Regions from separate parts of the Homo sapiens genome. Here all the other regions are linked to region 3. Evidence: chromatin loops called from intact Hi-C (ENCODE). Cell type or tissue: ascending aorta. All regions are shown on one strand.

Region 1 (8,000 bases), 50 kb after region 3:
AATTCCAGGGCCTCCCCTCAACCTCTTCCCTGGGGACGTCCACGTGGACTCTCTTCCCCAAGGTCCACCCTGGGACTCCCCCGAGCACCACACACTCAACCAATGACCCTCTGAGCCCCCAGTGTCCCCACCTGCTACTCTGCTGGACAGCAAGTGAGTTACACCTTGTGCTTTGGTTTTCCCATCTGTAAAGTGGGAATCATGGTGAAATCTAGCGGTGGGGGTTTTGCAGGGCTTCAGCTAACGAGTAAATCTAAGGTGCTTAGACCCAGTGCTTGTTACGAACAGATAGCGATAAAGATCGCTATTTCTATCACCTCTGCATGTCAAAAGCCACTTACTTCCCATAACCACTTAGAGATTGTTAGTGGAATCTGCATTTCACAGATGAGGCACAGAGAAAGGAAGGAACTTGCTGGGAGGACTGGACCAGTCAGTGCCCACGGCCGGCGCTGCCTCCAGCTCTGTGGACTGTGAAGCCAGGATGACCCTCTGCTGAGGCGCCTCTCGTGTGGGCGTATAATCATCCCGATCATCATTTCTGGCAAATCAAAAACCCAGCACAACCCCACATTGAAGCTCTCAGAAATGTCTCTTAATAGCTCTGATTAAAGAAACACACATGAGCAGGTTAGAACCAGAGAGAATTGATTGTGCTGGGTAGCGGTTAAGCTGTCTCTGTGTTATTTAGCTCTTAAACAAGGAACTCTGCTTTGGAGAAAATATTAATTATTTCTCTTTTTCCTGGCTCGACTCTTAATTGCTATTTTGCGTGGGTGGAGTGGGAGCCTTTTGAGGTGAGGGAGGGAAACTGTTCTCCCCTAAATGGGTCAAACTGCCCTGGGGTTATGATCTCTGCCTCAGGTGCAGAGACGTCCAGTCACATGGCTTACTTGGTGGGGAAGCCCCCTTTCTCCAACCTAAAGCCCCAGGTTGGGAGGTGCAGGCTAGGGGATGAAACACACGCTCCCTCTGCTATAAATGTCCAACCAACTCTCCAGGGCTGTCCTGGTGTTTAGCGGCAGGCAGGCTGCAGCCCCAGCGTCGGTGACTGTGATGTCCACAGGACAGTCCTCCTGGCATTCCTTGACCATCCCTTATCCAGAGATGTGTCCTCCACCCTAAGTCAATCGCTCGCTGACTCCCAGCCTGCCACCTTTCCACTGGGTTATTGGAACGGCCTCTGAGGGGGCCCTCCTGCCGGTCTTGGCCCATGGGCTGCCAGCGGGCTCCAGACCAAGCCTCAGGCTGTGTGGCTGACAATGGGATGGCTGGGACAGTGCTTGGGTCCTTCCAGTCTCGCCCCCGCGAGGCCTGGATTGGAGGTGGGGCCCGGAAGCAGCTCCCATCTGACGCGCCACGTCCTCGCTCTTGCTGCCTGCCTGCTGGGAAGGCAGCCTCCAGAAATGTGCTGCTGACCCCATTTCCTGCATCCCCATCTAATGTGACCTCTTTTGAGCACCTTTTGTAAGCCACAGCCCCCACCCTACACCTCTCAGCCCCTTCCTGTTTCATTTTCCTCCGTGGCACAGAGAAGCGTCTACACAATGGCCCTCTTTTCACCACTTGTCCCTCTTGTCTCTACCTGCCCTCTCCACTAGGACAGAGGCCCCAGGTGCGGCAGCTTCCCTCTGTCTGGTGGGCTGCTGTGAACTAGAGCAGTTCCTAGGGCAGCAAGCGGTTCCAAGCGTCCAGCATGAGATTTGAGCCTCCTCACAACCTCGGCCATGTGAGGGCACATTCACCAGCTCAGGGATCAGGATGTGGACACATCTTGTTAAAGCCACCATGTGACCGTGTCCCTGAAGGACGGCCAGCGACCTTCTGTCAGTTCCTCAGCACAGGTGGGCCCCGTGCTGGGCTGGGTGCCTCATAGCCCTGCCCCAAACCCAGGGGCCTCATGGCCACCATGTTCCTCACGCATCTTTCCCTTCCCGAAAAGCTGTGAGCCCTGATTGCCCGTCCCTGACACTGGTGGTGGAGGACCCAGGCCTTCCAGGGGTCAGGGTGGGGCAGGACTGCTGGGGGTGGTCCCCTAACAGCCTCCGGAAACTTTTGTCAAAGGGAAGGAACTTTGACGGTGGCCACTGAGCTGGTTTAGAGAGGCCTCCAGACCCCCGCTTCACACCTGGAAAGCAGTGATGCCTCCCTACCCTGTGAACACAGGGGCCCTGCCATCCGTGCGGGGGTAGACAGGAGTTTCCCTGCCCACCTCACTGGGCCAGATCCCCTCCTGGTGGCTTCTGGAGATGCTCCCGTCCTGGCAGTGGCTCCAGGTAGGAGCCACTCCCCATGCTGGACACCCAAACCTCCCCAGCCCATCTCGGGGTGTGACCAAGCTCTGTTGCTCCCAGCCCATCCCAGGGTGTCACCAAGCTCTGCTGCCCGACAAGTCTGGGGCCATTGCCAGGCCTGGTGGCCTTGATTTATTGGGAAGAAACATAATACTTTGGAAAATTATTTCCTTCTTTCTTTTTTCCTTTTTTTTTTCTCCAAAGAAATTGGAGAAACCTGTGGTTTGCAAATCTGCTGACCCTGCAGGAGGCTTGGATGGCACCAGCCGGTGTTAGGAAAGCCTGGGCCGAGACAGAAAACACCTAGAGGCAGATCCAGCCCATTTCGGGGAGAAAGTGGGTCACTGTGGGGCTGTCCAAGTAAACTGTGGGCTGGGGAGATGGTGAGCACCCACCATGGGGTACAGGAGCAGACACCACGTCCCTCCTTCAGAAAGGGGTCCAGCCTCACCCTCAGTGCCCATCCAGCTCCCAACATGGTGCCCGTGGGCATTCTGGGTCCCACTGTCCGTGCCTATTCTGGAGTGAGGTCGGCGCCACCTGCCCTGGCCTCAGTTTCCTCATCTGTCACATGGAGCTCCTGCCTGGTTAGGAGAGCTCTGGGTGCTGCTGGCTAGGGTGGACCACAGTCCAGGGACGCAGGGTGCGAGGATGTGCTGGACTCAGGGGCTGTGGCAGTGCATTGGTTTTGGCACAAATGGCCCCAGATAGTGATGGGGGGACTGCACCCCACAAGCCATACCCAGCTTCCTCTGCCGCCACTCCTCTGGGCATGGGGCCTTGGATGCCATGAAGATGCAGGACGCTGAGTCGCTGCTGCAGAGCGCTTCCTGGCCACTCCCTCCCTTCCTTCTCCGTCTGTTTTCCAGCACCTCCTCCTCTGTCCATGCTTAGAGGGTCAGTCAGCTGTGTCCCCGGCCTCTGCTCCCTGTGCACCTGCCTCCTTCCATCCCAGCGCTGACCACAGCCTGGAGCTTCAGGCCCAGTGTCTATCCACACCCTGGACATTCCCCGGAGGCTGCAGGACCTGGAAGCTCAGCTACACTCTTACTCACTCATCAGTGTGTTGGGCCGAGGGAGTCCAAGGCTGCAGGACCGCCACATCTGGAATATCCATGGAGGGGGTTCTGGAGGAGGCTGGAGTGTCTGGGAGCAGAATGTGCCAGTGGCGGAGGGTTGTGTCCAGGGTGGTTCTGGTCATACCGGGCAGAATAGCAGAGGGCAGAGAGCTGAGGCTGCGAGTACAGCGTGTCTGGAGATGGGGTGATTAGATCCATCCAACTTAGGTCCTGGCCGATGGTAGTTCCTGCAGGCAGGGGTGGCTGGCAGATGAGTGCCTGGTGTGGGGCCTCAAGTGTGAGCTGTGGCCAGCGTGAGCCAATTTAGGAGCTAAGAGCGAGGCCTACGGGAGGTACTTCTGCCTACTCTCTCAGAGCACACTGAAGCTGTAGGCTTTGTACCCAGGCCTCTGGCTCCCAGTACAGGCTCTCTCCGCCCCACGCCCACGCACCCTCCCTCCTCCAGCCACTGCGCTGGGGGCTCTGCTGGCTACACACTGGCTCCATCTGCTCTGGGCTGCATGGCAGGAATTTTTTGGATGACTCCTGTGAGGCAGCAGTCCCTTGGGGAGCCTGTGGTTCCCCCGCCTCTCTCCATTCTCACTCCCGAAATAGAGCCTGGCCCCGCCCTAGGGGACTGGGGGCTGGTGATGGGGACAGCCAAGCCAAGGGCCATGTGGTTGCCTCCGCGGACGCCCACTTCCTCCTGAAACCATCGTGGAGACAGAACGGGGAGGTGGCCAGGGGGCCGGAGCTGCCTCTGGCCTCTGCAGGGTGGAAGGGCCCCCAGAAGTCTTTCTGCCCTCCTGGGACTTGGTTCCTCTTCTTTAAAGGGGAAGGTGATATTCCCCTGTCCACCCTGAATTTACTGCAGAAGGGGTGAACGAACCCACCAGCACTGAAGGGATGGAGGTCCGCAGGGCTTCACATCAGGGAGGGACCAACAGGCCAGCCCTTGCAGATACCCCAGCCCGCCTTCGCTCTGGAGCACTCGGCCCACTAGAGTTTCCCCTCACCACCTGCATCCCATCCCATTCTGCAAGACTCAGTGCAGGATGTCGCAGGTGCTACCTGGAGCCTCTGACCCTGGGGTCTCAAAACCAGGATGGAGCCTCCAGCATCCCTGTGTGCCCCAGAAGGACACCAAGCCGGCAGAGAGCCATGCCCAACCCTCCTGCTGGGACTGCACCCTCCAAGGACCTCAGCCAGTGCTGGTGGCAGCGGGCTGGGCTGCAGGCCTCTCAGCCCCTTGTTGGGCCCTCCCATCCATCCATCCATCCATCCATCCAATTATTCAACCACAATCCACTCCCCCAGCCTTGCACAATCATTCCCCAGGCTACCTACCCACCCACCCACCTGTACATCCCCTCACCCATCCACTCACACATTCAGGCATATAGGATTTATCAGAAACCCACCTGCTCCACCTCAGACCAGCTCAGGTCCCAGGCATGCCAGCACATCTCCAGGCTGCCCGGACTTCCATGATTCACACATTCAAAGGTGAAAGCAAAGATCCAGGCCTCAGAACTGCTCATCACGTCACACTCTTGGATCCTAATTAATATCCAGACTTTGGCCGTGGGAGCCCTCTGTGAATGTGTGGCATGGGACTCCCACTGGGACATGGATTACAAGGGTTTCGCTGCTGGAATCAGCTACTGGGGATGGGGGGTTATGGTAGCCATTGAATTCTAGGACGGAAATGGAGGGAGCCTAGAGACGCCTGCTCTGACATATACGAGCTGTTGCCACTGACTTCTTAGGGCTTCCTTCCATGATATTTATTCAACAAGGAAGTGCTGAGGCCTGCAGTGCCTGGCTCTGGGCTAGGGGTGATGATTCAGCAGGAGCGACGTGTTCGGGACCACCTCCGTCATGGGGGTTGTTCAGGGAGGGGTGCTGCACTCTTGGCTGATTGTCCACACCACGGTCTAGGAGCAAGGCCGCACCCCAAAATGCTGTTTTGTGCTAAGAGGGACCTGGAGGACTGTGAAAAGGAGGCCCCTTCCCACAACCTCCCCAGGTCTGGATGCATTTTGGGGGTAACAGGAGGTGAGAAGGGCTCAAATTAATAATCGGTCTCTGTTTGGGGTTGTTTTGGCTGTCATGGAGTAGGTGAGGGGAGCTGCAGGTACTGTGAAAACCCACCGAGGACCTGGGCCAGGGCCAATGGAGCCCTCCTGGCAGGGGGACGAGCTTCCTGAAGGTCATGGTCAGGATTTCACGCCCCAGACACAAGGAAGCAGCCAGAATCCTCTACCGAAGGCTTGCGGACTCACAGCCTCGTCCGGAGCACTAGCGTGCTCATCCAGGGGAGGAGGCCCGGAGGCCTCCAGCCTTCCTGACCTGAATTTCATTCAACCAAGTTCCCCGCTCCAGGGTTTGCAGGGTGATGATTTCCTAACCCGGTTGCAGAACTTTGCGCTAATTTCTGGGACGCCTCGGGGCTGTCTGCTGCCTGGAAGTCAGAAGGACCAGGACTACGATCTCTGCTCCGCAGAGTCCAAGCTGTGTGACCTTGGGGGCGTGGCTTCTCCTCTCTGAGCCTGCTTTGGTGCTTTCCTCCAGAGAATTGGAGGAGAGAGCTGAGCGGCCCCACATTGCTGCCCTGTAACCATGTATCCAGCACTTGGGACACCCAGAGGGATCAGACTGGACCCATCCCTGCTTCTAGGAGCCCCACCTAGAACACTCACCCAGGGGGCAGAGAGCCGGGAAGCACCGGCCGGGAAGGCGGCTCGTCCAGACTCTGGAAGCGTCTGATCTTCTGAGGCTTCTGCCACAGTGGCCATCCTCTGACAATCCTGCCCACCCACCCCCCGCAGTGGGCTTGCCAGGCCCTTCCCGGCCCTGCTCCTGCCCTGTCCCGGGGAATCTGAGGTCTGCCAGGTTTCCATGGCCACAGCCTCTCTGCTCTGGAATTTGCTAGTCCAGCACACCGCGGTGGGGGAGTGGGAGAAGGCTGTGCCTCCTGTCAGGAGGCATGGAGGGAGGTCACGCCTGACCACGCTCCGCATTCCAGTGGAATTCTAACTCAGTGTGTGCGGGGAGGCACACAGAAGGTTCTGGTCCTCCTTGCGGGGGGCCTTCAGACACAGAGTGGCAGTGGGGACCCTGGAGTGAAGGGGGTCCTGCTGCGGGTTCGCTGTGTTGGTGGCGATGGCCACCCACCCTGATTTTGCAGGTGTGGGGCCTGGCTTGGAGGGGGCATGTGTCCAGGGTCACTCGAGGCCAGCCTGGCCTGTTCTTGCTCCTGCTCTGTGTCACTTATGGCATACCCAACCCCCCTTGCCAGCTCCTCAGCTGCAGCTCCTGGGGTGGCCAGGAAGCTTCCAGATCCACATCCCCTAGGGGTCCCACCAGGGTCTTCGTCGAGCTCCCTGTCTTCCTAGCACCACCCTCCACCGTGCTTCTCCCACGGCCCTGTCAGGCCTCTATCAGGAGCACGCAGCAGAGCAATTTGACATTTTGGGCAAAAAAAAACCGAGAAAATGAGCATCAGCAACATACTTGGTGATGGAGCCGGCTGCTCTGTCTCCCACATGCAAAGCCTGTGCTGTCTGCAGAGTTTGACTGGCCCGTGTGGAGCTGCTCCCTTCCACGTGGTCAGGAGCAGGCTTGAGCTTATCAAGGTCTGGGCATGCTTTGCTCGGTAAGAAAGAGGGTGGGAGCAGACCCCTCGGGCAGAGGAGAAGGAGACCCGCACAGACGCCCCGTCCCGTCCCCAGTGCGGCCGTCTTCGCCCTCTGTGGACCTTCTTGGCCGTGGATTGACTATTCAGAGGCTGCCTGCTCCTCCGCCCAAGGTCTGCTACACGGCGGGCAGGGATGTGTGAGGCTGGCTGTTTGTTCCGGTTTCCCCAGAGTCCAGGCAGGGCCAGGCCCACAGCAGGAGTTCTGACCTATTTGTTCAATGAATGAATGCAGGAATGAATGAGTGAGACCTTGTGCCAGCCCCCGGTGTTGGTGCTTTCAGACCACTCCCTCTCACGGCCCTTGGATGGGGCGTCGTTACCTGGCTCTCGACGTCACCAGTGGTGGAAGTGAGGTGGGCGTACCATGAGGAGTATCACAAAGTTGCCCCAAACCTGCTTTGAGCTATGACGGCAACACCGAGGCTTTTGCTTTAGGGGACACCCCAGAACTCAAGCATCCAACTGTGGTCATCCTGGGGCCACCAGGGGCGGGGCTGTCCAGGGCTGGCCCTGTCTACCCCGTCCCTACCCTGTGGGTCCTCGTCCCAGCTGGCCTCAGCCCAGTGCGCTCCCCTAACCAACGCAGCCCAGAAATCATACTGGGGTCTTCGGATGTTGTCTGTATAGGCAGTCCCTGAGCTGGGAAATGACGGGGTCATATTTGTGGACAACAAACTTCTTCCTCCTCACCCCAAACCAGAGCCTGTGGCAGGGAGAAGGACAGAGCCAGCCCACCCTGCCTCCACCTCCCCAACACCCTCTGCTTCTCCCCATGACCCGGCCACCTGGGGCACATCCTTGCCCTGGGGTGCCTAGCAAACTCCTACACAGACATCAAAATCCAGCAGGCCCCCCTCGACTCAGGGCAGGGACTAGGTCTTCTCTCCTCTGCTCTCTATAGCACAGGGAGGATGGAATATACTGAGGGACAGGATCCCCCCTTTACTG
Region 2 (8,000 bases), 62 kb after region 3:
AATGAGGGGTGCCCAAGGCCAGTAACATGTAGGGGCACCTGGTCCAGTCATGGGGTCAGAAAAGGCCTTCCCAAGGGGATGCTGGAACTTGGTCTTGAAGTTGAAGTGGAAATTTGCTGTATGAAGCAGGAGGAAGGGTGTTACAGGCGAGAGAACAGCACGAACAATGCCTTAGAGGACTTCCTGGCCCTCCTGGGACCCCACCATGTCATTGTGATGGGTGATGTTAGGGGTCAACTTGACTGGGTCACTGGACCTGGGCCCAGACAGCACCTCTGCCCCATCTGGCTAGACTGCCCGGGCCTCCCTCCACCAGCCCTGGACCAGGCAGGGCTCTGATGACTTCCTCCTCCGCTCTTGCTGAGCAGGTCTGGCCCTGCACCAACTAGAGTGGGGTCCCAGCATCCACCTCCAGCGGTGGGTGGAGGCCTGAGTGCAGGGCGGTGGGGGCTCTGGGGAGGCCCTGCCCTAAATGCTTTGCTCTTTCCAGACAGAAAGCACATGACCAATTTCTAAATCAGCAGCTTCCTGCTTATAGTTTTTTATTTTATGGAAACATTATGTTAAGTACATAATTTAAAAAGCCAACTCATTCTCACAGGTTTATCCTAAAAAGCAACCATCTCTCACCCTCCCCCTCTCCCGCCATGAGTTCACTCCCCTGGGAGCCACTCCTTTCAACTTTTCATCTGTTTTTGTTTTTGTTTGGTTCCACTAGTTTGGTATTTTTCTCTATATTTCCAAATGGCATGTTTAATCTGCTGTTGATTTTCAGATTTTAGATACCGCCTCTTGACTTCTGACTATGGCAGACGGCCTCATCCCCGCTTCCTCCCCACCTCCCCATCCAGGAAAACCATGTTTGGGATCTAATTACTGTTCAAATACTAATCAATACATCAACGTGTTGATTAAATCTTTTAAATTTGGTTGAAGCAACAAAGCAATTCGTTAGTTAAACCATTGCCGTGACCCATCACATTTTCCACCCTCTCCCCATGGCCGACCGCAGTCCCTACCCCGTGTGTTCCCTTCCGTGCGTCTCCTCATATTGTGCCCTGCACTTCTCCTCGCTCGGTTCTCCGTGTTCCCCTTACTAATTCTAGCCCTGAACTTTTCAACAAAGCAGCGACCTTATTCTCTTTCACGTCAGGTACAGCAGGTGGCTAGTCCCACAGCAGGTGGCTTGTTCTGCCCGCTTCTCTCTCTGGGAACCCCTGTCTTGGACATCTCTTCTTTCTCCTGCTCTAAGCTGCTCCACTGTCACCCTGAGAGAACATCCTGTCTCTTCCCTATGAGGAACCCCGTTTCCTAGGTCTTGTGTCTTCCTTTATATTGTTTTGTTCCTCTGTGTGGTGGTGCATATCACAGGAGAAACATGGAGGAGGTCCTGACCCAGGGGCATGGGCAGTAAACTCTGAGTAAATGGAGAATCTTTGTCCATAGCTGGTGCCTTGTGGATAGCAGGGCTGGGTATAGAATTCCAGGAGGGGGTGGGCCTGAACCTTCTCAGCTCCACTCTCTCCCAGCCACAGAGGGTGGCTACTGAGAAGCTGGAATCCATTCTCACTCCTCATCCTGTTTGTGACCTGTTTCCACTTTTCCCCTGAAAACTGTATTCTTGGTGCTGTAAAATTGCACACGAATGCACCTTTGTGGCTCTGTATTTGTGCCTCGTACTGGACTCTGGAGGTCCTGGGGCTCTTATTCGTGGTCTTTGTTCTGGGACAGGTGTGAGTTATTGCTGTGAACACTCCTCCTTCCACAGTCACCATCCTCTCCTTCAGAAATGCTTTTGCTCACTGCTGGCTCTTCTGGGTTCTTCCTCCAATTCCCACACCTCCCCCATCCTTCACCACATTTGTCTCTTTGTTCTCTTGCTCTCCTGTGGTGTGTCCTCACTTTCCCTGCTCTGCTGTCTGTGGTCATTTATTAATATGCAGGCATCGGGGCTGAATGTTCATTTTCTATGGGACTCTGTTGTGTCTTATTTTCTGAATGTATGGTCTTCTCTCAGGTCTCTGAGGCTCTCTCTTTTTCTTGGGCGAGGGAGTCTCTCTGCTCCCAGTTCCTCTCTCATTTGGATGTGTCTTTCATGTCAGTGGTCTTCTCTAATGTTGGTGATCTGTGACTGTATTGTATGTAAGAGTCAGGCTCCGTGACACATTTGCCTAATAATCTGGCTCTGAGCTGCCCCCAACCCCGAACCCACCCAGCGGGGCCTGGCACCAAGCAGGCTGTGTGTGGACCGACTTGGACCTCCTCCCACGGTCAGGGCTCCATGCAGGGGGCGAATGCTCTTTGCAGTGGTGTTTATGATGTTGAAAAGCTGGACCAGCCTAAATGTGCTTCAACAGGGGACCCATCTCATGGGTTTGGGTCCATCCTGAACAGGAATTCCATCCAACTGAAAGTGATGGGCCAGGTCTAAGTCCATTGCCAGAAAAAGCCATTCAGAACCTATTACTGAGCAGCAAAAGCGAGTCACAGAGCATGGAGCAGGTCCAGCTGCACCGAGGGATGAATGTGCGTGTTCAGACACTGGTGTTCGGAAGGGTCTTCATCAAAACTTGACCTGTGACTGTGATTTCAGGGTGGGAGCCTTGGGATGATTTCTATTCTTTTCTTTATAGCTTTCTATACTATCTATTTTTTTTTAACTGCAAACAGATATTGGCTTTATAAAGCCATTTTCATCTTGGATTTAAAAAAAATCATTCTCTTAAAAGTCTCCTCACTGCTTAAAAACCCATGCTGGTTGCCCCCTACCTGCCACCACCAGCTCACAAAAACACACCCTGGCAGGGTGACAAGACCCCTCGGGCCTTCCTGAGCTCCCAGGCCGCCTGCCCTCATGCTGTGTGCAACTGTCCCTGAAGTCACCACGAGGCTGTGCCCTGCGCCCCTGCAGTGCTGTCGACTCCCTCCCTCACTCTGCCATGTCGCGGCACTGGTGGCTGGTGGCCTATCCTGCCCCGGGCCCTCCCCAGCTTCATCCCGGGGGCACTAAGTGATCCAGGGTCTCCCAAAGTCACGCTTTCCAGTGCTGTGAGCATTGCCACGGTTTCCATTTTTCTGGTCTTTTCGATGGGGTTGGAACAGGCCAATACATTTAGACAGGAGACAGGTGACGTGTTCCAAGTGTCTGTCCCCAGGGCTACATGTGGTTGCAGATCCACAGGAGACACATGCCAGGCCTCCCAGGGCCACACGTGGCCGCAGATCCTCAGGAGATACATGCCGGGCCTCCCAGGAGGAGTGAACAGAGGGAAGGGGACCTGTGAAGGCGGGAACGGGAAAATCAAAGTGTGAGGTCCAATTTGTGCTTATTTTCTGTGTAACAGGTGGAATAAGCAGGTACTGGAATCACCATAGTCCATTTAAGTAAACATAGAAATCAGTTTACAGCCGCCTTAAAAATGGTTTATTTATCTGATAAATTGGTGCCTTCCTTAACAAGTCAGTACACGGTTGCCTTGGAAAGCCGAGACTAATTGTTCAGCCCTCTGGGATTGTAATGTGTATTTGAGTAAACATCTCTGCACCATGTTGAAAGCAATGTTTAAATAGGTGGAGGAAATCCACTGAGTGCTCTTTCTTTGTTGTTTTGAGATGCTCTGGCTAATTGGGAGTTAATTTGTTGTGGAATGATTCAGGCCTTTTCTGCCTGAGCCCCGGGAGTAAAAGGTCTCACTTCCAAGACATAAAATTTCCACTCACAGTGTTGAGAGCTGCAGGACGGCTGAATAACAAATGCTATTCAGAACTGGATTTGATTTTGAGGTACCAAGTTTTGTTCTTCAGTGCTATCTGTATCTCCTTCCTCTGTGTTGAAAACCCAGGAGAAGGAAACGTTGACCCTGTTTGCAGCCATGAACCCCCCTCCTACCTGGCTCCGAGGAAAAGTGTGCTCTGTGGTCATGCAGTCTCGGGGTGGGCCCTGTGCCCTGGTCTTGGGGGGTTCCTCTGCCTGTGCCCCATGGCCCAGCCCAAGCTCTGGTGGGAGTGGGGGCCCGGGGAAGAGAAAGTAAGCTCACATTCAGTGATCGCCCCAGGAGACTCTGGTCCTGAGGGCCACCCAGCACTCTTGTGACAGCTTAGGGTCTGAGGAGCTAAGAGGAGGTACCTGGTCTGAGGGAAGGACAGCTGTGGAGGGGGAGGCCCGTGTCTGCTGTCTGTCATTCCCGTGGGGCTGGGACAGCTGTGGAGGCGGAGGCCCGTGCCTGCCGTCTGTCATTCCCGTGGGGCTGGGACCTGGGGGCTGGGGGTGGGAGGGAACTGGGAGAGGTCTCCTTTCAGGTTTGTCAAAGTGGAGGGGCCCTGAAGCCTCTGGGTCCAACCTCCTGAAGGAATGCCAGTGCCCCAGGGCCAGAGCAGGGTGGTGTGTGGTGTCGGGGAGAGATGGGCTGACCACCATCTGCCAGAGTTGCAGGAGTGCAGGGACGGGGCTGTGGTCTCTACTCGCCTGGGTCCCAGGCAGGGGTCCAAGATGGTGGAGCCCATTCTCCAAATGAGGAAGCCAAAATGGAGTGTTTCTTCCAGAGGGGGGAACCAGGCCATTTTTCTTCATCTCCAAGGCTGACAGCTTGGAATGTCCTCTGGGCACAGAGCTCTGGCGGTGGAGGAGACCAGCTTCCTGGGACAAATGCCTGCTCTCCACGCCCGGGAGGAGAGGGGGCAGGGTGGTGCGTCAGACCCAGGCCCTGTGGCTGGCAGGGGTAATGCTTCTCGATGTGGCCCAAGGAGTACAGATTCCAGGGTCCCACCTCTGAGTCAAATGCAGTTGATTCTCTGGAGGCATGGCCTGGGAATCTGCATCCTAGCAACTGCAGGAGTCCAGGTGCATACCTGTCCGAGGGCCCCTGTGGCTTCAGTGCTCACTGCCATGCACAGGTACATGAACCAATACCAAGCTGCCACATGCAGAAAGTGCCCAGGGCCATCAGATGCAGGTGGAGTGCTGCCTACCAGAGTGGCAGACATGGTCCTGAGGATGGGCAGTGGCCACGGCGGGGGGCGGGGGGAATCATGGGCAGAGATGACTCTCCTAGGCAGAGGAAAGGCCAGGAGCTCAGGTCCAGAGGTGGGTGCTGGGTAGAGAGTCAGGTGGGGGCTGGGTGGAGGGTCAGGAGGGGGCGGGGTGGAGGGTCAGGTGGGGCCGGGTGGAGGGTCAGGTGGTGGCTGGGTGGAGGGTCAGGTGGTGGCTGGGTGGAGGGTCAGGTGGGGGCTGGGTGGAGGGTGGGGGGGTATGGACCGTTAAGTGGGGGCAGGTGAAGCCTGGGGTTAGTCCATTGGTGCAACTGGCTTCTCTTGCAGGAACTGGGGGAGAAGAGGGTTCCTGAAAGGAAGGTGCAGGTGAGAGATGGGCTCTGGGGTGTGGCCACAGCAGAGCCCATGGTGAGGGGCCCGTGGGAGGGTCTCCCTGGTCTTGCTGCAACTCCAGTCTGGCTTAGCTGACTCTGCAGATGACCCTGCCCCTTGGGCCCACAGATAAACTCGTCCCTGGGCCTCTGGATTCCAGCCGCAAAGGGCGTCCTTCTGGGTCTGGCTGGGTGGGGAGGAGTGTGCAGGGTGGGCAGAGCCAGGGGTGGGCTCAGAGTCCTGGTTCCAGGCTCAGCACCCCTTCCTGGGTCACCATTCCCTTTGTCCAGGCTGCTCATCCCCCAAAGCCCAGGCCTACTGGCTGAAAGTTCCAGAATTAGAGTCACCTTGCATGGGTCAGTTCTATCCACAGGAAAGCTGCGTAACAAACCATCCAGCACAATGGCTTGCAGCAGAAAGTGTTTCTTTCTTGCTCTTGAGTCTGTGAGCTGGCAGGGGCTAGGCAGGGCTCCAGGCGGAGGGTTCTCCTCTGCTCTGTGCTTCGTCCCTGCTGCTGGGAGCAGGGGACCAGCCAGTCATGCCCTTTTCATGGTGGAGGCTGGGCACTTGTAGAGGGACTGGCAGAGGCAGGAGATGCTTGTGGTGTGGGCCCAGAATACTCACGCTGGCAACCCTCCGGCCCTACTGCCAAGACAGCTTCCCAGTGGTGCTGTGGGGGCCGGGGGTGACCTTTGCTGAGTGGTCATCTTACATTCCGCCTCCTTGCTTTATGAAGCACCCCTGGTTCCCCGGACCGTGCAGGCACCCACTTCGAGTCCTGTGCCCATCCCCTGTAATCCTACCCTGCTGTCTGCCAGCTCAGGACTGGAGGCTCCCCAAGGTCGGGGCTGCCTGGAATCACTGCTGCCCTGTGGTGTTGGCACACAACAGTGTTTCATGAGGAATCAAGGAAGGGAGGGAGGGCGAGGGCGAGACAGAGAGGAAGACAGGGAGGGAGGAAGAACGGAAGATGCAGATGCCAGACTCACACTCAGAGAGAGAGGAGGGAGGAATGACTCCCAAAAGCGCTTCTGGGCCCAGGGGTGGGCGGGCCCCTAGGACCTGCACCTCTCAGCTGTTCTGCCCCTCCCTGCAGAGGACAGCCTAGGTGGTCAAGAGGGGCAGGAGCTGGCCCTGCCAGCCAGGCCTTGCTTTGGGAGGCAGCCACTTCTCCAAAATGCCTTGTGCAGAATTGCTCTTTCTTCTGCTGGGAATCTGAAAGCACTGACGCTCCCCCTTCCTGGCCTTCCCGGCTCATCCTCAGGCTCCCTGCCCTGGCCTGGAGGTGTGCAGGCTGGCAGGAGGAGGGGCGTCATCACAAAAGGCTGCACTGCACCCTGCACCCCCACGAATCCTGAATCTGAATCCGGGAGCAGCTGTTGAACAGAGAGGATCAGCCCCCAAAGCAATCCCACCCCAGGCGTGGCACGAAATGACTTGCTTTGGTCTTGAAATACATGAGCCTGGATCCTAGCACCTCTGAAGGCCCTTAAAAGATGTAATTGCTTGACTGCAATTATTTTAGGAGGTTTAACTAACCGCATGGGTACTTTTTAAGAATATTCTTGAGCTTAAAATTCCACCCACGGCCCCCGAGGGTGGGGCTCTGAGCGTCGCCCAGGGGCCTTCGTCCCTCCCACAGTTGGTGCAGCTGTGCCCCAAGAAGGGGGTCTCAGGAGGGGGCTCTGGCGAGGCAGCCAGCCCTGCCCAGGAGGTGCTGCCCCCACTGCCAAGGAGACAGAGTGAGGAGAGCCAGGGACCCCCTCCTGCAGCTCCAGCCGAGGAGAGCTGGGGGGATGAGGAAGAGGGAGGGCCGGGAGGGAGAAAAAGTGATTTTCTTAGTGACAGGCACTTTTCTGAGCCCTGACTTCCTGGGTGATTAAATGCGGAACGACGCTTCCTCATCAGGTTCTTGTGAGGATTAACGCAGAGAATGCAGGTAAAATGAGGTAAAACGCCCAGCGCAGGAGCTCGCACCCAATTAATCCTCTGGAGATGGCCGCGGCTGTTGTTACCGGGCAGTTCATCTCCGGCTCTGGGATGAGGCTGGGACGCCAGCTTCCAACTTCCAGAGGAAATTTTAGCATCCGTCCAGGTGCTATCAAAGCACCAAAGCCAAGACAAAAACCAAATACCCACCTGCCCAAACCACCGAGAGTGGCCCGCCCCACACTGTGCCCTGCCCCACGCTGTGCCCCGCCCCACACTGGCGTGGGCAGACACTTTGAGGAGCTGAGTTAACAATGGGTTTCTAAAGGATTAGCCGAAAACAATTACATGTGATTTATGAGGATGGTAGGAAGGGATGAGCAATGAGCACAATTAGTAGAGGAGTAATAGTGATTTTAAAAGTTGTTTTAAGTGTGGCGCAATCACAGCGTGCGTGCGAGGGCTGGCACCTGCCGGCCTTCCTGGGAGACTGCCTGGCCCTCTTCCTGTGGAGGGTGGTACTCAGGGTCCGCGGGGAAGGGACACTTTCCAAGCATCAAGGAGGCGCCAACCCGTGCTACGGTCGGCTTCTAGTGGAGGGAACTGAGGCGGGGAGAGCTTGAGGTATTTGCCTGGGGACGTACGGGAGCAGGAGGTGGGACCCGGACGTCCTGGCTCAGCGCAGCCTTTTCCAGTACCCGGGACCACGG
Region 3 (8,000 bases):
TGGTGCATGGGTGCTGGGCATGAAGCCTGCCCCTGCCCCGCGTTTGTATTCGGTGGTGACCGTGGGTGGTTGCTCACTGCTTCTGGCCCTGGGTCTTGAGGTCTGTGGAGTAGGGTAATGCCACACCCCACGAGGGTCCTGTGAGGACACAGGCCTGCCCCACCCCTTCCTCTCTGTGACCCCACCACTCACCTAAGTCTCACCCTCACTTTGGCCCCTCTGACATATGCGGCACTGGCGGCATGGTCTTCCTCAAACCCAAGTCTGATGACCCTTCCATTCCAGGATGGTGGGGGCAGGATGGCTCCATCTACCGGGGGACACTTGCCCACCAATAGCTGCCCTGCTTCCTTCTCTGTGATGGGCACCCAGGGCCAGGGCCCAAGTGACCCGTTCTTCTGTGGAGATGCTGGGTGGCACGTGATCCCTTCTGCTGGCTCTGGTGTCTTCATGACCAGCTTCTCTGAGTCGGGAGACACTCAGCCTTTCACAATGTGCCACGGCAGCCGGTGCCTGGGGCAACTGGACTTGTGGCCCCTCAGAGTCTGGCTGCCCTGCGGTTGCTGGGGCTCTTCTTGTCCTCCTTGAACCCTCACCTGTCCACCCTGTCACCAAGTCTGTCCCCACTACCTCCTGAAGACAGAAGGGTCCAAATGGATCCCTTCCCCCAGCTGGATAAGGAGCCCGGTTCTGGGCAGCACCGGAAGGAGGCCAAGGGTCTTCAGTCACCTGGAGCTGATCTTCCCTCCCTCCCCCAGGGCTGTCCCCCTCCCTCCCCCGGGGCTGATCCTCCCTCCCCAGGGTTGTCCCCCTCCCTCCCCTGAGGCTGATCCTCCCTCCCCCAGGGCTGATCCTCCCTCCCCTAAGGCTGATCCTCCCTCCCCTAAGGCTGATCCTCCCTCCCCCGGGGCTGATCCTCCCTCCCCAGGGTTGTCCCCCTCCCTCCCCTGAGGCTGATCCTCCCTTGTTGCACTTGTTCAGAGAAAAACTTCAGGCAAATTAAAGCTGATTGAGGAGGGAACGATTCTCAGCTGGGCAGCCCCTGGGGGCGGAATAGGTTCTGAGAGACTCCAGGGTGGCCCCGCGGTTGGATAGCATTTGCCCACAGAGATGGAGGTGACGTCCAGAAACAGCCGGCTTGGTTGCTGCAGGAGTGGGTCACGTCTGTACACCTGCAGTTAGGTACAGTTCACTACAGACCTAGAAACCTTTAGGCGGAACTCACAATACAGAAGGAGGCAGCTTTCTGCTAAGCTGAATGTAACACATTTATGATTGTTACCACAGAGCACCCATGCTCCTGACCCTGTGCCAGCATTTTATGTGAGAAAGAAAAGAAACTTTTAATCTGAGGAATGTGAGCTCCGTTAAATTATCAGGCCCAGAGAGGCATTAAAATGTGACAGCAGCCACGTCCCACTCCCCCTCGAGCTAGAGAACGACCTCTTGAATCTGCCAGCTGTATGGGCTCTAGGCTGACACCGGGTAGCCATAAAGTGCCTCCTGCTGGACCCTGTAACTCATCCTCTAGAATCAATGGTGACGGCCAATCACCGATCCATGCTGTCTCTTAAACCAATGAGAACTCCTGTCAGAGGACTTTGTATCCGCCCACTCCTTACCTGCTTTGCCTTTAAAACCTGCTTGTAACAAAGGCCGAGGTAGCACCCCCAATGTCCCAGCCACCGTCCTCAACCTTGACCCAAATAAACTCTCTCTGTTCATTGTGCCTCAGTTTCTTTCTTGTGATTGACAGTGGTCATTATCACAGAAGTCCTCACTCGATGTAGGGGCTACCAAAACCACATCCCTGCCGAGACCGTGAGCCCTGGGGCGCAGGCATCCTGCCCGTCACAGCCCACAGGTCCCTATTCTTTAAAATCGCCCATCCGTGCTTTCTGTCACTTACTCATTCACACCGCGATATTCATGGGGCACAGGTGTGCTGTGTCCCGCTCCAGGGTCTGGGGTTGTGACAACAATAAGGAAGATGAAACCGCAGTGCTGTGGACTCAGCATCGTTGGCGGGACCCCCAGGGCTTCCCTCATCCCTTCTGTGGGTCTGGCGCGTGGCAGGTGCATGTGTGCTGGTGGCCTATGCACTGTGAGCTGTGGCAGGACACCCTGCAGGGAGGGCCTGGCTCCTGGCCCAGGCCTGAGCCCCAGAGCCCCCTAGAAGGATGATCTCAAACTTCAGATGCTCAGGGCTGGCCAGGCCACACCTTTGTGTCTATGGATCTGTTTCCTCTTCATTTATTGCAAAAAAAAGGAAAAAATGCGAAGCCGAGGAATCCACTCCCCGCTCTGCCCAGAGGAAAGAAGACACAAAACAAAAGGCAGGAAAGCCTGCAGGTCGGGAGAGAAATGGCACCGAGTGTGGCCAATCAGCTTCCAGACAGTCTAAGGCCTCAGTGCTTCATAAAAATAAATTGGCTGTGCGTACTTGAAACAGGAGGTTTATGACACCCGGAAGCCAGTGCACTCTTTTTTCATGCAAATAAGGATGTCAAGTCTGCCTGTGCCCGGGGATGTGGGCTCCCTCCCTCCCCTGGTCCCCCTCTTCCCTCTCCCGCTCCCCCTCTCTGCACAGGTGCCTAATGGTAATATCTGGTGTTTACTGAGCACCTAAGTGGAGGCCCTGTGCTAAGGTGCTAAGGACTTTGCATGTTCTCAATCAATCCCCTCAGCAACTCCATGAGGATGGATACAACTATTCTCGTGCCATTTTACAGATCAGCGAAGTGAGGGCCCAAGGGGCAGAAGCACGGCCAGGAAGCAACGCGCCAACTCCAAGCCCAGGCGCTGGCTGGGGTCTGAGTGAGGAGGGGTCCGGCTCCCTCTCCCACCTCTCATGGGGGCTGCCTGGGGTGGGGGAAAGGCAGGGGCTTCACCCTCTGCCTGCAGGTCCACATTCAGGTGACCCTTGTCGCCTACCCACTGACTCCCTTTCTCTGGTTTTTCAAACATGAATACACACCATGCTGATGACAAACCCAGCCCCTGACACTTTGGTGAGAATAAGCTCGTTTTTCTTCCTAAGAGGAGACGACTGGAGGAAAATGTTGGCGTCTCCGTCGCTGACCCTCCGTCTCGCTGGTGGAGGATGTGAGGCTGGAAGAGGGAGAGGAAGTCGCCCCTAAACCAGGGATCTCTGACATGGCTTTGGGGATTTGTCCTGGCTTCTTCAAGTGTTTTTCCAAAATACTTAAAAATAACATTCTCTTAACTCAATGTAACTACGAAGTATGTGCGCCCTGGCCCTCTCGGGGAGTGCGTCATGAATTCCCCAGTGGTGAGGAGGTGTCAGAGCTCAGAACACACAGCGGCCGGGCCCCACAGGAGGCTGCCAACCCTGCACCAGAAAACAATCCCATGACATCCCTAGGGTGCAATGCCTTGCAATGCCTCACGCCTGGAGCACCCCCCCGCCCGCACACATACACAGCACCCCCTCTTCAGTCTCACACCAAGGCCTGGAGCGCCGAGCTCTGAGCCACGCCTTCCTCCACCGAGGAGCCGGCTGGGCGTCCTGGAACCCTGGCTCAGGCTTCTCCTGGCACAGCCCGTCTCCACCCGGCTGGGCCTGGCAGAGGGGCCCAGGGAGACCTGTCTCTGGTCCCCACTCCCCTGTGTGCTTCCTCTCTGACCCTCCTGGTGCCTCCCCTCCCCTGTGCCTGGCAGCCTCTCCCAGGGTCGCAGTGCCTGGGGCCTTCACTGTGGGACCAGCCTTGCTTTAGTCACTCTCGGCCGTCTTTCCTCTCCCTGGGCTCAGATTTCCTTGGGAGCTTCTCTAGCATTTTATTTTACCTTGCAGTTGTGTTTGCTTTCAGCAGGCTGCTTGTCCCTGTTTCAAAACAAGGAGGATACAAACCCCACAATCCAACCCGCTGGCACCCCGGCCAGCTCTCAGCAGCCCCAGGAAGCCCCGGGCTCCCTGCCAGGCTGGGGCTTTCTCCTGGCGTCTGCCCAACCTCACACGGCATGAGGCACCCTGGTCTCCAGCCCCCGGTCCCCTTCCCTTCCCCTAAAGGCTGTTCTGTTCCATCCTGCCCTGCTCCAGGCTCCAGCAGAGTTGCACACTTTGACATACACGACATGGGGGCCGCTAGACACACGGTGTCTGCAGATCTGACATCTCCCCACACACCCGCCCTCCAGCCTCGGGGACGTGGTCTCTCCTGCTGGGCCCTTCTGGTCTCTTCTGCTAACGGCCCCCAAGTCTGTCCTGGACCTTCTGTCCCTGTCCCCAGCCTTCCCTCCTCTCCTTTGTCTCTCTGCCCTGGCCCACAAGCTCCCTGAGTCCCCAGCCAGAAAGGGCTCTGGAGGATGTGCTGCTGCCAGAAAAGTGGGTCCCGATCCAGACCCCAACACGGGTTCTTAGATCTCACTCAGGAAAGAATTCAAGCGAGTCACAGAGCTCTGCGAAAGAGGCAAGTTGATTCGAAATGACTTCATTACAGAGTAGGGCGTCCTCCAAAAGCGGGAGGATGAAGGCAGCATCCTCCACTGGTGCTGCCATTTCGTAAGAAACCATCAGGAGCTCTAACTGAGCCTGGAACGTGCAGATGCTCTCACTCAACCGAGGACTGTCAGTGACCGTGCATCCTCCAGCCTCAGCCGCTAACTGTCCTCATCCCTGAGCACAGTGGCCTGCACTCTCAGGACATCTGGATGTCCTGCAGGCTTGCCAGGAGATGTCCTGTATGGCCATAAATATTCTGCAATTATCACTGGTGGTCAGCTTAGGATGTGGCTATTTTCAGAACACAAGCATTACCTTACAGGTGCCTTGTGAGTGCCTAGTTACACACTTCAAGATGGAGTCATTCTGGTCACGTTTTATTAAACCAGGGACCTGGTGAGCAGGGGTCCCACACCTCTCCCTGCTCCCTCTGAACGCCCCCCACCACACACTTGCTGCAGGGGCCACCTCTCTCCTGGACTCCAGCCCCTGCTATCTGCCTCTGCACCGACAGGCACATGCCCACCCACCTGACTGGATAGCATGGACCTCCCCGCTGGGACACGCAGCCACTCCCTTGGAGTCTGCAGCCAGCTCTCTGGGCTCACCTCCTCCCTTTGATCCCCCACAGGCCCTTCCAAAAACTCCCAGGTCCCCAGTGGCTTCCCTGACCAATGAGGGGAGGGGGCGCTTGTCTGGGGAGGGCTATCCGGTGCTTTCTCACCAAGATGGCTCTGCCTGGCCTCTCCCGGCAGTGCAGAGCCTGGTGTCACTGGCAACTGGGCACACACCTGTCCCCGGATGTTTCAGGTCTCGGTGTTCCCCATGGATATGTAGCGCTGTCCCCCTACGTAGTCTCACCCTGCACATTTTTCCTTCATTTTCGGCCCTTGGTCCAACCCTGATTTCTTTGGGGCTCCCCATGTCCAGTGGTTGCGGGTGACATTCCTCTGGACTGTAACCCACACCAGGCAGCTTATCCCAGATGAGAGACAGGCAAGCTTTGGGCAGAGCCTGGAGGGGATCTGCGGAACCGCCCATCGTCTGTGACAGACCAGGGGCTGGGGCTGGGGACCTGGGAGCCTCCGAACCTCTTGCGGGTCACGGAAGGAACTTGAATGCGACCTGCCTGCACGGAGGGGTGGGGTGGGTCCAAAATCACCTCCCTGAGGACAGGAATCCTGGTCACGGTTCAGCGGCCCTGTGGGGTTGCTTGTATCAGGGGCTGGTGTCTGCCCTGTCATTCACGTAATCCCCTACGGTCTTCCCAGGGGGTGGGGTCAGGATCCCCCGGTAGACAGGCACGAGATGCAGACAGCTGTGCTGTGAGTGTCTGAACACACAAGCGGACAACCGCCCAGCCATCCTGAAATGCAGAGCTCAGACCACACCTGCAGCTGCTGGCCCAGGGAACCAAGCCCAGCCTCGGCACCCAGCCGAGAAGCCAGCTGCATGGCAGACTTGCAGGGAGGCGACTGCTCTCCCTCGACAACCAGGAGGCTAAACAGCAGCTCTAACAGTCGGCCCTTCATGGCCAGGGCTTGTGTGTGATGTGTATGGTGTGTGTGATGTGTATGGTGTGTGTGTTGTGTAGTGTGCTGTGTAGTGTGTGTGTGCTGTATAGTGTGTGTTGTGTGTGCTGTGTGTGTGTGTGTGTGATGTGTGGTGTGTATGTGTGTGTGGTGTGCGTGTGTGTGTGTTGTGTGTGTTTGTGTGTGGTGACCCTGACCCTGACCCTAACCTTGTCACTGTGGCAGGAGGTGAGAGGGCCCTGAGGCAGCTGGGGGCCCTGGGGTGAAAGGAAGGGGTGGTAGAGTGAGGGAGTGCTCAGGGCTCCCCAGGGAAACGCTGTCTCAGGGAGGCAGAGGTGGAAGAAAACACCCTTGCGTGTGTCAGAAGCAGCCACACAGTTAGAACTCTGACGGGGACACCTGGGTTGTGGCCCTTCTCCTGCCCAGCCTTCCACAGTGGGTGGCAGGGGGGTCTGCAGGCTGGAGGCAGGTTGGGGGTGCCCTCCCTGCCAGCCAAGCCAAAGTGACAAGAATTCAGAGGAGCTGGGGAGCGGAGGGTGGGCTGTGGACGGGGCCGAAGACCAGAGCTGAGCTGGCCTCAGAAGGCCCCAGAGCCCGTCTGGTTGTCCCCTTGGACAGATGGGGCATGCGACGCCCACAGTGAGGAGGGCCTGCCCCAGGATCTCACGGGGTGAGGGAACAGCAAAGGGAGGCTATACAGCTGGGATCCGATACCCAGTCTAGGGTTCCTAATAGCTTCCCACGACCTGTGCCGGGCAGGGGCAGGTGCCCAGGGCACCCCTGCATGTGTGCAGCATTCTCAGAGCTAGTGCCTTCCAAAATGAAAATATTCACCAGGGCCTGGCCACTTATCTAACATACCCTGCCCACCACCAGCCTTGTCCTCAGGCACAAAACCCAGACCTTCCGGAAGATTCTATATGCATCAAAATACTCCAAAAGGATTTTGCAAACCTTGCAACAACAAATAAAAAGGTCTGAATTCTTGAAGCTCACAGGAGTGATCTGGAGCTGTCGGGAGTCTCACACAGTGTCTGATGGAGAGGGGCTGTGGGGGAAACGCGCCTGTCAGTGCTGCTGCAGACCAGCTGCAGGCGTCCACCCTGGCCTGAGGAGGGGAGCGCGTGTTCCTCTCGGGCTTGAGGGTCGGCTGAGGTCTGCTCACGGCAAGGACTGACTGGTCCTGCTTCACGCTGTGCTCTTGATGGATGTGGCTCCCACGCAGGTCCCCCTCCTCCGGTGGTTGTCCTGGGGCCCAGGCTGCAGAGGCTGCCCTCCTAGGGTGTATTCCCCTCCTGGTTACCCCTCAGGCACACACCAAGGCCCTGCTTCATCACCTCTGCCATCAAACAACTCACAAGTGAACCAGAGTCAAGGCTGGTGGGAGCAAAGGCAAAGTCACATGGCACAGACAGTAGACACCGGGAGGGGAGAGTGCGGCCAGGACCCCTGCCGGCCACGTGGCTTGGCTCACCGCTGGAGAAGAGGTCGCGGGCAGGAGGGATGGCGCGTGGAGAGAGGATGAGGGCGCGTGGAGGGCGGATGAGGGAAGGCCCTTGAGCCTCCGGCAGAGCCCTTCCTGCACTCACAGCTACAACTGCACAGTTGTGCCTGGAAAGTCCTATCTGGGAACAGCAGAGGAGTCTTGCGACTTTGCTGTCCTACAATTTACTCTGAGAGATCGCTCTCCCAAGTCAGCGCTTGCTACCTGTTTGTCCATTTGAAGAAGTCGCGCTTCATTGCATCCCAAAGTTGAATTTGTTCAGTGGAAAAGAAAGTAAGCTTGCTTCTGTTTCCGCAGCTGCCGTTTGACTCTGGGGATACAGTCCCGCCCAAATGCAGGTCTTGCAACCTGCTCGGGAGGTGGGGTCCTTGGCCTCTAGGGGACTCTCCTGAAATGGCAACAGCCCCTGCACTGCGTCCCGGGTGAGGAGGCCCCTTTCACAGCAGAAGAGGTGGGTGGGGTCGCCCAGCTTTGGAAGCTGCGTGACTTAGTGGGAGAACCC

The links. Hi-C counts contacts between places; a loop is a spot of excess contacts. Peaks named below come from ENCODE experiments on the same cell type or tissue, not always from the same donor. Only the 100,000 strongest peaks of a DNase experiment are listed, where the experiment ranks them.
Region 1: it touches region 3 in a loop (7-fold over the local background); 6 of 110 quality-filtered maps call a loop at or near these places.
Region 2: a loop joins it to region 3, with 2.7 times the contacts of the local background. A loop is called at or near these places in 3 of 110 quality-filtered maps.

Annotation. Positions count from the first base shown.
Region 1 is chr4:3,704,405-3,712,404 of GRCh38, forward strand. No RefSeq gene overlaps it. Among named protein-coding and RNA genes, the nearest start is that of LINC02171, 31 kb to the left of the region's middle. RefSeq lists an enhancer at 1-283. In ascending aorta, no CTCF peak of the experiment used is centred here; DNase peaks (open chromatin) are centred at 3,367, 3,967, 4,407, 6,277 and 2 weaker places; H3K4me3 peaks cover 1,209 bases; H3K27ac peaks cover 1,423 bases.
Region 2 is chr4:3,717,152-3,725,151 of GRCh38, forward strand. No RefSeq gene overlaps it. Among named protein-coding and RNA genes, the nearest start is that of LINC02171, 43 kb to the left of the region's middle. RefSeq lists enhancers at 4,078-4,578, 4,579-5,079, 6,408-7,210. In ascending aorta, no CTCF peak of the experiment used is centred here; DNase peaks (open chromatin) are centred at 4,670 and 6,180; H3K4me3 peaks cover 383 bases; H3K27ac peaks cover 4,908 bases.
Region 3 is chr4:3,654,714-3,662,713 of GRCh38, forward strand. No RefSeq gene overlaps it. Among named protein-coding and RNA genes, the nearest start is that of LINC02171, 19 kb to the right of the region's middle. RefSeq lists an enhancer at 5,813-6,457. In ascending aorta, no CTCF peak of the experiment used is centred here; DNase peaks (open chromatin) are centred at 3,388 and 3,918; H3K4me3 peaks cover 676 bases; H3K27ac peaks cover 2,063 bases.